2 separate regions of the Mus musculus genome follow, and region 1 is linked to region 2. A link is a contact called in ENCODE POLR2A ChIA-PET data. All regions are on one chromosome and are shown on one strand. Each heading gives the region's core, a stretch centred on a gene start or an enhancer-like site at or near the end of the contact. The rest is flanking DNA. Distances are from core to core; before and after follow the strand shown. Region 1 overlaps Onecut3 (one cut domain, family member 3). Region 2 holds the start of Mbd3 (methyl-CpG binding domain protein 3).

The links. ChIA-PET counts read pairs that join two places held with the same protein, here RNA polymerase II (POLR2A).
Region 1: POLR2A ChIA-PET joins it to region 2 with 12 read pairs in Patski. The contact joins the enhancer-like site here to the promoter of Mbd3 in region 2. POLR2A ChIA-PET finds 5 or more read pairs at or near these places in 4 of 5 experiments (Patski and embryonic stem cell).

Annotation. Positions count from the first base shown.
Region 1 is chr10:80,507,385-80,513,761 of GRCm38, forward strand. All of the region lies in intron 1 of Onecut3 (one cut domain, family member 3), which reads left to right. Among named protein-coding and RNA genes, the nearest start is that of Onecut3, 16 kb to the left of the region's middle. Within about 2 kb of position 2,152, at least 1 of the 3 ENCODE cell types and tissues checked has a DNase peak (open chromatin) inside an H3K27ac peak, as active enhancers do.
Region 2 is chr10:80,396,977-80,403,026 of GRCm38, forward strand. It overlaps Mbd3 (methyl-CpG binding domain protein 3), which reads right to left and starts at 2,555. Exons shown (of 7, transcript NM_001306143.1): 1 at 2,242-2,555. The coding sequence starts at 2,255. It overlaps Uqcr11 (ubiquinol-cytochrome c reductase, complex III subunit XI), which reads right to left. Exons shown (of 3, transcript NM_025650.2): 3 at 6,021-6,050.

The sequences.
Region 1 (6,377 bases), core at 902-3,401, 110 kb after region 2:
GCAGCTCCGATGGCACAGAGAAGGCTGATGGGGCCCTGGAGGTGGCCCTGGGAGCCCAGGCTAGAGGAGGTAGACTCCAGGGTGGGGATCGTGCTATGTTTAATAGTGATTTGAGGACACCACGGTTAACAGTGCGGATGGGAGAGAAGAAAGCAAGAGAGCAAGCCAAAATGCAGCAGAAGTGAGGGCGGGGATGGGGTGGGGAGGATGGGTGTGGCGGGCGTTGGGCAGTTGGCTGTCTAGGTGGCAATGGGGGAAGGGAGGGTGGGATTGAGAGAGGACAGTGGAAGGTGAAGGAGGAGACAGGAGGAAGACATGAAGGAGGAGATGGAGGGGAATGAAGGCGCTGGAGGAGGAGGGAGATGGGAGAGGAGATGGAGGAAGAGAAAGAGGAGATGGAAGAGGAGATGGAGGTGAAGACAATAGGGCAGATGTACGGTGCATGGCAGTGCTTGGAAGGAAGGGAGTCTGAAAGAGACAGTGGAGATGATCACTGGAGGTGAGAGAGAAGAACTCAGCCTAGGATGAGGCTATCTCTTAAATGGAGATGGACCCACACCATAGGTCAGCCTGGGCCCTGAAGAAGAGTCTGTGACTGGCCTGGTGCTCCCAGGCTCAGTTTCCTCTGCACTGAAATGGAGAGAGCTTGGCTTGAGTTGACTTAGAGGCTGACAGCTGCTATAAGGGTCCCTGTAGCCTCATCTTCCAGAATCCTTCTCTTGGGCAGCGGGAAATGGGGAGTGGGGGGACCATGGGTTCAGACAGCAGTTCAGCCTGGAGCCAGGGCTGTGTCACTAGACGGAAGACAGGGAGCAGGCAGTGGTTTCATGAACCATCCACCCAAAAGGGACTTTTTGTTTCTTTCCAGACTTATTCTGTGGCTGGCCTCTCCCCTACCCTGGGTTTGGGGTTCCCCTTTAGAGACTCCAAGAAGATCCACCCAGGTCTGGCCTGTCAATGGTTTGTCTCTGGCTGGCCCTCTCTAGACAAATGATTTACTGTCTCTGTGTGAATAAAAGGAATATTTTATCATAAGGACAGAATAACAAATCCATAGAAAGCTCTTGACAAGAAAATCTTGTGTGTTCTGAGAATCTGTATTTCTGTCCCCTTCTAACAGTCTAGTAGTAGACTGCTAGGTGGTACCATAGGTAGATGGGTGGATGGGATGTGTGGATGGATGGGTGGGTGGGTGGATGGATGGGTGGATGGATAGATGAGTGGATGGGTGGGTGGGTGGGTGGGTAGATGGATAGATGAGTGGATGGGTGGGTGGGTGGATGGGTGGGTGGGTGGGTGGGTAGATGGATAGATGAGTGGATGGGTGGGTGGGTGGGTAGATGGATAGATGAGTGGATGGGTGGGTGGATGGATGGGTGGATGGATAGATGAGTGGATGGGTGGGTAGGTAGGTAGGTAGATGGATGGGTGGGTGGATTGTGGGTGGTGGGTGAATGGGTGGATGGGTAGATGGGTGGATAGATAGATAGATGGGTGATTTCTTCTTCTAGTTGGATCCTCATCCCAGGATGAGTATCTGCCACCACACTCCTAAGAACCTCAGGGAAGACCATCTCCCTTTGTTTCTGTTAGTGTCCATCCGCCAGCATGGAGCACCATCTACCTGCCAGCCTTTGCCAAATATAGGTGCATATTTGTAGGGTTTAGGATGGAAGCCAGGGTCTTACCATGCAGGTTGGCTGGGCAACAGTCAATTTTCATTGTCCACTTGAGGCAACCAAGGACTACCAGGGAATGGCGTCTCAGTGAGGGACTGTAGCGTAGGTGGATGTGGGCCTGTCTGTGTGGGATCACCTTTGTGCTCTGTTATTGTTTGAGTCGGGGTCTCTCTATTATGCGGCCCTAGCTATCCTAGAACTCGATCTGTAGACTGGGTTGGTCAACTTAAAGAGATCCACCTGCTTTTGCCTCCCGAATGCTGGGATTAAAGTCATGCACTATCATAACTGGCCAAGGGGTTCTCTGTTGTGTTACCTTGGGTGGGAAGAAGACTGGTACATTGTCCCTGGATTTGGGTCCTGAACTGTGTGAATAGAGAAGGCATGGGAGGGGGCTGTGTAGACAGCTCAGTAGTTAAGGGCAGCCACAGCTCCCAGCAACTGCAGCTCACAGCCACCTGTGACTCCAGCTCCTGTGATCTGCCTCCCCCTTCTGGCCTGAGAAAGTACTGCACGTACACACGCAAGACACTGCCCCACTCTCAACTAAAAACAAAACTAAAATGTAAAAAGAAAGAGTGGGGAAAAGTCAGCTGAGTTCAAGCAAGAGTGCAAGCTGGGTAGTCACAAGCAAGCTTGCGAGCCGAGTTGTCATGAACCCTTTCCCCCTAGCTCTCTTCACCTCGGTATTTTATTCCAGCAACCAAAACGGGTCCCGCTGCCGCCCGTGCCTCAGATCCCAGTCTGTGTGTTCACACGTGCACGGGTGACGTCAGAGGTTCTCAATTCCTCTCACACTATTTGTTTGGAAATTTGTTTAGTTTTACTTTATGCATTTGAATGTTGTGGCTGCATGTCTGTCTGTGCACCACGTGGCAACCTCAGAGGTCAGAGAGGACGTGGGATCCCCTTGAAGCTCGACTTACAGATGACTGTGAGGCCCCTGGTGGGTGCTGGGAACAAACCTGGATCCTCTGTGCTCACAGACAGTGCTGTAACCGCTGAGCTGAGTGTCCCTCTTGCCCTGATCCACCTTTTTCTTTTTTTTCTTTTTTTTTTTCCTTTGAGTAGAGTCTCTCAGGAGACCTGCGTCTCACCGATTAGGGCCAGGCAGGGTTGTCTTGGGATCTGCCTGTCTCCCAGTCCTCAGCGCTAGGATTTCAGAAGCTCACCTCAACAGCAGACTCTCGTGGGTTTGGAGGATTCAAACTCGGGCCCTCCTGCTTATCTGAGGTCTTTACTGACAGCTTTCTCCCAGCCTTTGTGACATCCTTCATCTCTAAACCCCACCCGCCCCCAACCAGCTTGCCCATCTGCTGAGAGATCCACCTTTTGCCATGGGATGCTCGTGGTTTGGCCATGCGTGTCGAATCCATGACGCAGCCACAGAGACTGTAAGGATTCCATTTCCTCTTTTGTGCAACTCTGCAGATCCTTAAGCCACTCGAGCAATTTCACTGCCCAAGCGGGAGGCAAAACCAACTCATTGAGGCTTGTGTAAGGGAGGCATTCATGAGGCAGTGAGCTCTCAGGACTTACCCTGGAGCTTTCCGTTCCAGGCTGGTACCGCAGCAGTTCCAGAGGGAACCCTCTCCTACAGAGCAACTCCCAGGTTCTCTTCTGTTCTGGCATTTTTCACTTATCCTACACTTAATGTAAGCCCTGAAGGGGGATGGGGGAAAGAGAGAGACAGAAAGAGAGACAGAGACAGACAGAGACCGAGAGAGAGATACAGAGAGACAGTGACAGAGAGACAGAAACAGAGAGACTGAGACAGAGAGACAGAGACCAAGAGAGAGAGAGAGACAGAGACACAGAGAGAGACTAAGAGAGAGAGAGACAGAGAGAGAAAGAGAGAGAGAGAGAGGAAGGAAGGAAGGAAGGAAGGAAGGAAGGAAGGAAGGAAGGAAGGAAGAGAGATCTGTGAAATATCATCCACTCTTGCAGTCCTTGGCTCTCTGTGTTTGTTTGTTTGTTTGTTTTCTTTTTCTTTTTTTTTTTTTTTTTTTGGTTTTTCGAGACAGGGTTTCTCTGTATAGCCAACTCTGCCTCCCTAGTGCTGGGATTAAAGGCGTGCGCCACCAGGCCCGGCTGTGTTTGTTTGTTTAAACAGGCTCTCTATGCAGCCCTGGCTGGCCTGAAACTTGCTATGTATACCAGGCTGGGATTGAACTCACAGAGATCCCCTGTCTCTGTGCTAGAATGAAAGGTGTGACCACTACACATCACTCCCACTGTACCTTCATCCCAGTTTTGTGCTTAATATCAAGATAGTTGGCGAAATATTCTGGTGGAATATACATTTTCCTTGTTTCTTCCTTCCTTTCTTTCTTCCTTCCTTTCTTTCTTTCTTTCTTTCTTTCTTTCTTTCTTTCTTTCTTTCTTTTATTTTATTTGTTTGTTTAATGTATGTGAGTACACTGTCATTCTCTTCAGACACACCAGAAGAGGGCATCAGACCCCATTACAGATGGTTGTGAGCCACCATGAGGTTGCTGGGAATTGAACTCAGGACCTTCGGAAGAGCAGTCAGTGCTCTTACCCGCTGAGCCATCTCTCTAGGCCCCTGTTTCTTTTTTAATTAATTAATTTATTTGGTTTTGTTTGTTTGCTTGAGCAGCAGCCCTGGCTGTCCTGGAACTCACACTATAGACCAGGAACTCAGATCCCTCTGCCTCTGCCTCCCAAGGGCTGGGACTAGAGACATGCACCACTCCCACCCGGCTATTTTACTTTTGATTACGTATATGAGTGTGTCTCTGTACATACCAGTTCCCACAAAGGCTAGAAGAGAGCATAGAGTCCTGTGAGCTGCAGTTACAGGTTAGCTGCCCAGTCTTCTGGGACCTAGACGTTGGTTCCTTGCACCGGCAGCAAATGTTCCTAAGTACGGAGCCGCCTCCAGCCCCATCTGCCCTTGGAGTTTTTGTTTTCTGGTTTCTGACCCCCTGAAAGCTTCTCTGGATCTTTCCCATGGCATCTGCCTTTCCTTTTTGGAAGCTTTAGGAAATTTTTATTTATTCTCAGGGTTCTGAAACGTCACAAAGACGTGTCTGCCCATTTCCATTCATCCACATGAAACCCATGTGCTTCAGTCCTGATTCTTCCTTCCTTCCCTATCACTGTGATAAAATACTTCAAGAAAAGCCAACTCAAGGGAACAAGGGTTTGCTTGGCTAATAGTTCCAGGTTCATTGCTTTGGGGAAGAGGAGGTTTTAGCAGCTGGGGAAGATGCTCACACTCTGTCTAAAGTTAGAAGAGACAGTGAAAACATGCATGCTAGGGCACTCACTCCAGGGATACCAGCCTAGAAAACAGTGCCACCCACAGTAGGCAGGATGCCAGCCTAGGGAATGCTGCCACGCACAGTGGGCATGTTTTCCCACTTCAATGAAAATAATCAAGTAATTCCCCGGCAGACAAACACAGACCCTGGTCTCCTGGGTGATTCTACACTTTGTCAGGCTGACAATTATCTTTAACCATCATATCTATGTACTTACATTTTTTATTTGTTGTTGTTGCTGTGTGTATGTATGATGCATGTGTGTGTGTGTGTGTGTGTGTGTGTGTGTGCGCACATGCCATGGTGCACCTATGGAGGTCAAAGGTCAATGCTGTTTTGTTTTGTTTTGTTTTGAGACAGGGTTTTCCTGGCTCAAAACTCTGGCTGTCCTGGAACTCACTCTGTTAGACCAGGCTAACCTTGAACTCAGAGATCCTCCTGCCTCTGCCTCCTGAGTGCTGAGATCAAAGACATGCTGTGCGCCACAGGACAATGTTTTAGAGTTGATTCTCTCTTTCTACCTTCATGCAGGTTCCAGGGATTGAACTCAGGTCACTGAGTGAGGGTGGCAAGCTTTTACCCTCTGAATTATGTTACAAACTGTCGCTCTCTCTCCTTTATCTGGTCATCTTTGTATCTGTTTTGAGTTGCATCTAGACCAGATGACAAACATTCTAACTCCAATTTGTAGACCCTCTACCCCCTAGCCACGCCCCCAACCTCTCCCTGGGAGATTTTAGGCAGGGGGATGGGCTCACAACAGACAAAGGCTGTGAACTGAGGTGGACAGGTCCTGAGGGAGTTCCAGAACTGGGCCAACAGGCGGTCAGGACTCTTTACTGCTTGAGATATAACCCAGGGCCTACAGTCAGCCACGTCTTCATCAGACCAGTCACACATGAGTCCCATTTTGTCCTCAACAGATGGGACTGCAGCATGTCAGGTATGATACACAACACCTACACCTATAGTTCTGGGGAAGGGGCCCATTTTGGGGTTGGAGTCAGGAGCCCTTGCTGAAGCGGCTGGCTGGCCGGGGAGGAGGGGAGGATTAGCGTTAGGAAGCTGAGGACCGCTCCCCTCTGGAGGCTCTGCTGCAGCCAGTGATGGCTCTGACTTGTGTTATCCAGCTGCCCCTTGCTTCATCTGTCCCCACACTGTGTGACTCCATGTCTTCCCCATACCTCTCTAGCTTGTCCTGTCCTCCATTTTTGGCTGTCTCTGCCTGCCTCTCTCCTAGTGGTCCAGTTTACACTGATTCCCAGACTTCTGCTCCCTGTCCCCTGACTCTGCCTGGCCTCCTCCCCTCCCCTTCCTTCCCCTGGCTTGTCCCATCTCTTCATCCTTGTGTCTCCCGTCCTCTTCCTCCCTCACATCCCTTTGTCCCTGCTGTGTCCCCTTGACCACGTTT
Region 2 (6,050 bases), core at 1,305-3,804:
CTCAGGGAGTGGGGAGAGCATGGGGCAGTGAAGGCAAAGGACCGCCCTCCCCCAACCGTCTCTTGTTAACCAGGTTGCTGTAGCTGAGGATGACTGAATTCCTGGTCATCCCGTCCCCACCGTCTCAATGCACTGGTGACAGGCACAGGGAAACCTGGTTCATGTGGCTGGGACTGGGCTGAGCGCTAGGCACATGTTCTACTCACTAAGCCCCAGCCAGAGCCCCTGGGCCTCCTTTTAAAAGATAAATATTCTAAAATCCAATCTGACAGGGCCTCCACCAGTTAGAACATGGTAAAACCCCTCCACCTCCTAACAAGTGACTCTGGCATGCAGGTTGATCACCCTAACAAAACCCTATTAAACAGGAACAATGGCATATGCCCCTCTTGCAGCAAAAGCAGAGGAAGGAGGAGCCACAAGTTCCAGGCCAGCCTGGGCTACACAGCAAGACCAATAAAAAGGTAAAACCAACCCGAGTCACAAGGCTGTTGGCTGCTGGGGTGGGGACAGCACTTCTGTGCAGGGCCTAAGGAGCTCGGCTCTGTAGGTCTGTGTGCACATGGAGTGTGCCCAACAGCTTGCTGAGTGGGACAGTTTGAGCTGCCCTCATCCAGCGATAGGCCCATAGTACACCCAGGGCTGACATCCTAACTCTCCAGCCCTAAGTGTTTCCAAGGTATGTGGGAGGAGTCCGTGAAGAAGAGACTGTCTATACAAATGCGTTGGAAAGCACTGGTGGCTATTCTGGGGCATGGATGTGAGCTAGCAGCTGTGGGGGATGAGACAAGTGGGACAGGTACAGCTTGGGGACAAGGTGTCTTTGGATCATCTCTCAGAGGTGTTGGCCCCATTGCAAGTAAGGGAGAAGGGGAGGAAGTCCCATGCACACAGGGCACCATTTGCATGTAGCCCTACTGGGAAAAACCCTACCTACTGCAGACCTATTAGAAGCAACAACCCCATCCCTCTTTGCAGTCTGAAAGGAACCCAAGTTAGCCCTGGCTTCCAACCTTACTGCCAAAACCCACGACTCCTTAAGACCAAAGGGCCAGGCAGTTCAACTCACAATGCACCACCCAATTCCGGGTGCAGTGGAGTAGGGACAACTACAGTCGGCTAAAAAGGTAGATGCTCCAGCCGTAGGGCAGCATGCATGCGGCCCAGGATTCTATTCACACCACTGGGGATAGAACTGGGGAAGAACAGCAGGTGTAGGTTGCCTGGCTATTATTCAGATAGACAGCTTTCACTGCCCTGATTAAAAGGTTGCAAATATGGTCTATGTAGACGCTGCCTCAAAAAAAAAAAAAAAAAAAAAAAAAAAAGGCTGGAGAGTTGGCTAAGAGGTCATGAGTTCAATTGCTAGCAACCACATGGTGGCTCACAACCTTCTATTGGGTGATCTGATGCTCTCTCTTCAAGCAGGCAGAGCACTCATGCATTAAATAAATAAAAAATTTAAAATATTTTTTAAAGAGCAGACTTATTCATAAAAAAGTCTTGCACACAAAAACCACATTCACATTAGTCAGAAGCCACTGTGATGTTACATTTGGGGCCACCGCTCAAGAAGAGCAAGGGCTTTGGAAACGCCATAAAAATGGGGGACATTTTGCTGAACAAGAAGCCAAACCCAAATTTATGCAGGTGAGGGGATCAGGCCACCTGGGGCAGTTCCCTTGCTTCCCGAAACCATGATAAAGTCCCCGCGAGGGTCAAAGGGTCAGCCCATCCCCCTCCCACCCCCGCTTCCCAGCGGCGTCTGGCCAAGGCCCGGGCGCCCCTCGCACGGCGCGCACGGTCCCCGATTCCTTGGAGGACAAAAGCCCGCGCCACAGGCGGGCTAAAAGCCACGAGGCTGAAGCCTTGGCTGCAGGCGTGGCGCACGCGCACTCACAGCAGCGCTGGGTGGCGCGGATCAGCAAAAGGCAAGGCACTGGGTTCAACGCATGCGCGCTGAGGCGAGCCATGGCCGGCGCGTGCGCACTGACCACAGCTGGCACGTAGGACGCACGCTCGGACGCACGCTCGGACGCACGTCGCCCGGCCCAGACCGCGGCCCGCAGTCGGGGCGCCCAGGCCGCCGCAGAGGCCGCTGGGAGGCGCCCGTTGGGGCCCTGCGCGGCCGGCGCGCTCATTCACCTATAGTAAAAGACATCCCTGTGGCCGGCCGACAGCCCCGACCTCCTGGGCACTTCTTCCCTTTCCCAGCCCTGCGGGAGCGCCGGGCACTCCCACCTCTTCCGCTCCATTGCGCCCCGGCTTTTCCGCCCGCCGTGGCCGATGCCGCCGCCGCCGCCGCTTCTGCAAGTTGCGACCCCCGGGCTCGTCGCCGATTCGGCTCCCTCCGCCGCCGCCACTCGCCGCAGCTGTTCTGTCCCACGGGCCTCCGCCCTCCGCCCCCAGCCGGGCGCGCGCCGGCTTCGCCACCCGCTCGGCCCCCTCCCCGCGCTTCACAGCCCCCGCTAGGGGGGCCGCTCCGCCCACCCGCCCGCGCGTGGGGCTCGTCTGCGCAGGCGTGGAGTCGGCCCCGCCCCTTCGCGCTCGCAGGACCAGTCTGACTGCCGTCCAGACTCTCTGCGCAGCCGCGGCCCCGACCCAGCCTTCGCTTGCCTTCAAGACCCGCCCCAAGGCTGTGAAGCCAATCAGATCACTTCAGCTCCTCGGCTTAAAATGCACAGTTGGCTACGTCCCGCCTTGCGGGAGACGCCCACAGGGCATGGAGACCAATCAGCGCTCAGAACCTCGTTCTGTGCTTAACTTCTCATATAAATCTGCTCTGAGACAAGGACAGCCAATCAGCGTGGCCGGGGTGGGACAACCATTGCGTTTGCGCTCTAGACTCCGGAAGCACAGTGTGTGCTGCACCTGGTCTGTACCAAGCTGGAGCAGTTTCGCCCGAGCTGCCGTCCTGGTCCTGGGGTCGCGCTGGGCTGCACCTGCGCAGTGTGCGTTTGTCAGGGACCCGCCTGGGCTTTGTGAAAAAGATCGAGTACAACTCGGGGCCTTCGACGCAGTCCTGCTTCCCTCTGCGTTTCGTTCTGGCCTCTCGGCTGTTCCAGCCCCAGCCTCTATTGCGTTACTGCGAGGACAGAAATGCACCACCACTCCCGGCTTCACCAAGAACTATTTAAGAAGTTTGTTCTTTGCAGCAGTACTGAAAATAGAAAGCAGAACCTTACACGTGGTAGACTTTCTGCCGTTAGGCTGCACCCCAGCCTGAGTTTGATGGCTCACGAACCTATTTAGAACATTCCTGGCCAGCCTGGGCCACACAGCAATACCCTAAAATCAGGCCAGGAATAGTGGCACGTGCTTGCCATCTCAGCACTGGGATAGTGGAGGAAGGAGGATCAAGCACTTCAAGACCAGCTTGGAGTTTACTAGATCCAGCATCAGAAGGAAGAACAAAACCAAAAACTGGTTTCTAAGTTAGTGAATGGAGTCACTCGCACTATCGCCCCTTGTCTACCGCAGCCCTGAGGACAGGGAGCTGGGGGGTCACTTACTCCTGCTTGGTACTGTCGGCTGCTTTGCCACTCAGGCCCAGCCAGACTTACCCAGGGAACATGCCTGAAGGCCAACTACCTTCTCACCCAGGCTTCCATTATACAGTACCTGGAAGACCTCTCTTTGAAAGGGGACCCTCCCTGACAAGGAGAGCTGCCAAGGGATCATGAGGTGAAATCACAACACATTTAAAGATCTTTGTCTTGCCTGCAATTTTTGGAGCTCAGGAACTGTATTTTATGAGCTAGGATTTGGGTCCCCAGATCAGGAGGAGAGATCAGATCACAGTGAAGAAGGTCAGGGGGACATGGAGGCTGGGATTAGTGTTTTGTATTTTTGAGTCAGAGTCTGACTTTGTAGCTTTCCCTGGCCTTGAACTCCGAGATCCTTCTGCCCCCTGCTTCCCAGGTGCTGGGATTAAGCCAGGCTTGGTGTCTGACAGATTTTTGCATGTGAGAATGGCAGCAGAAAATTGACACTGGGGTTCTCAATTCTCTATTTTTGAATTTTAAAAATCTGTGCCTCTTACCATCCAGAACCATCTAACTTCCCCAGACTGGGTCTCTCAGCTTGTAGCTTACTGCTTTATCTGGGCTGGCAGGAAGGGAGGTCTCAGACATGCAGCCTCCGGGCAAGGAAGTTCAGGCTCTCACGCGTGTTTGCCAAGCTGGTTACTCAACTGTCTTTCTCCTTCCATCTTTTTTATTCTTAAACCAATAAGGGGTTTTAAGTGGCCCAGGATGTCCTGAACCTTGCTATGTAGCTGGGGTGACAGTTATGAAGTGCTGGAGATGGACCAAGAGCCTTGTACACCCTAAAGGAGCTCCATCCCTAGCCGTTTCTGATCTTGACAACTTTCCTGAGTTTATCTTACTGTGTGAATAGGTCAGAGCTTGCGCTCAGGTATGATGGTGTGGTGGTTTGAATATGGTTGGCCCAAGGAGTGGCACTATTAGGAAGTGTGGCCTTGTTGGAGAGTGTCACTGGAGGGGTGGGCTTTGAGAGACCCTCCACCTAGCTGCCTGGAAATCAGTCTTCTCCAAGCTGACTTCTGATCAAGATGTAGAACTCTTAGCTCCTTCTCGGGCACCACAACTGCCTGGATGCTGTCATTCGACCTTGATGATAATGGACTGAACCTCTGAACCTGTAAGCCAGCTCCAATTAAATGTTGTCCTTATAAGAGTTGCCTTGGTCATGGTGTCTCTTCACAGCAGTGGAAACCCTAATCAGATAGATCACAAGAGTTGTACTCAGCTGTGTGTGCCCCAGGCTACCCCACTCCTGACCCTGCCTCAGCCTTCCAAGCATGAAGACAGGGTTGTCCACCCTCAAGTCACAGGCTCCACTCACTAAGTGGCTCCAGCAGCCCTCACTTCACCTTCTCCCATTCAGCATCTTGAGGAGCTGGAATGTCAGGCTTGCACCCCAGGCCTAGGGAAAGAGTTATGCTTATGAGTATTTAGCTTACACGTCTTGTCTGTTCATCATGTGTGCCTGATGCCCATGAAGGCCTCAAGAGGATATGGGACTGACTGGAGACACTAGGTGTCAGGAATCGAACCTGGGTCATTGAAAGAACAAGAGTTCACAACCCCTGAAATATGAGATATCTCTAGCCTCTTCTGTGGTGTTAATTTGTCTTGACACCAGGTCTTCAGTAGCCTAGGCTGGTGACCTGGATGGAACTCTTGGTTGTTTTGACTTGACACCCAGAGTGCTGGGAAGAGACGTATGCAGGATTTTTTTTTTTTTTTTTTTTTTGGTTTTTTCAAGACAGGGTTTCTCTGTGTAGCCCTGGCTATCCTGGAACTTAACTCTGTAGACCAGGCTGGCCTTAAACTCAGAAATCCACCTGCCTCTGCCTCCCAAGTACTGGGATTAAAGGCGTGAGCCACCACCGCCCGGCTTCGCAGGATTTCTTAAGACAAGAAATCACTTAGTGCACACTGTCTGGAAATCTGACCATACTGGGTTATGAAGCACCGAGATGTATGTGCTGGGTTGGTGACAGCAGTTTTACCAAAAGGCTGTGGCTGATCTGGCACAGCTCTTACTTAGCATGCAAGAAGGCCCAGGGGCCATCCTCGGCTCCATGAACACCAGGCATGGCAGTGGACAGCTGCATGAGCACTTGAGAGACAGGGGCAGGAGGTTGAGAAGTCTAAGGTCAGACTTAGCTATATAGTGAGTGTGAGGCCAGCCTGGGCTATATAAGAACTTGTCTTAGAAACAAACAAAACCAGGAAGGAAGGAGCCCTGCTCTAGCTGGGTATGGTGGCCAATAGGGGCCGTGAATACTACTTTAAAAGCATTAAAGCTGGGAGTGATTTATCAGACCAGCTGAGAGAAAACAATGTGCAGTTTCCACCCAGAAAACACTTGAATGTAGTGTAAGGGTTTCTGCTTGTTAAAGACTCTCCCAGACGTGCAAGTGCTGGGGGCTGAGACGAATTTCCCTTGAGCACGGAAAGCCTTGAGGAAGATGATGAGGAAGGAGCCAGGCGTCCAAGGCATAAGAATAAGGTTTAATGCTG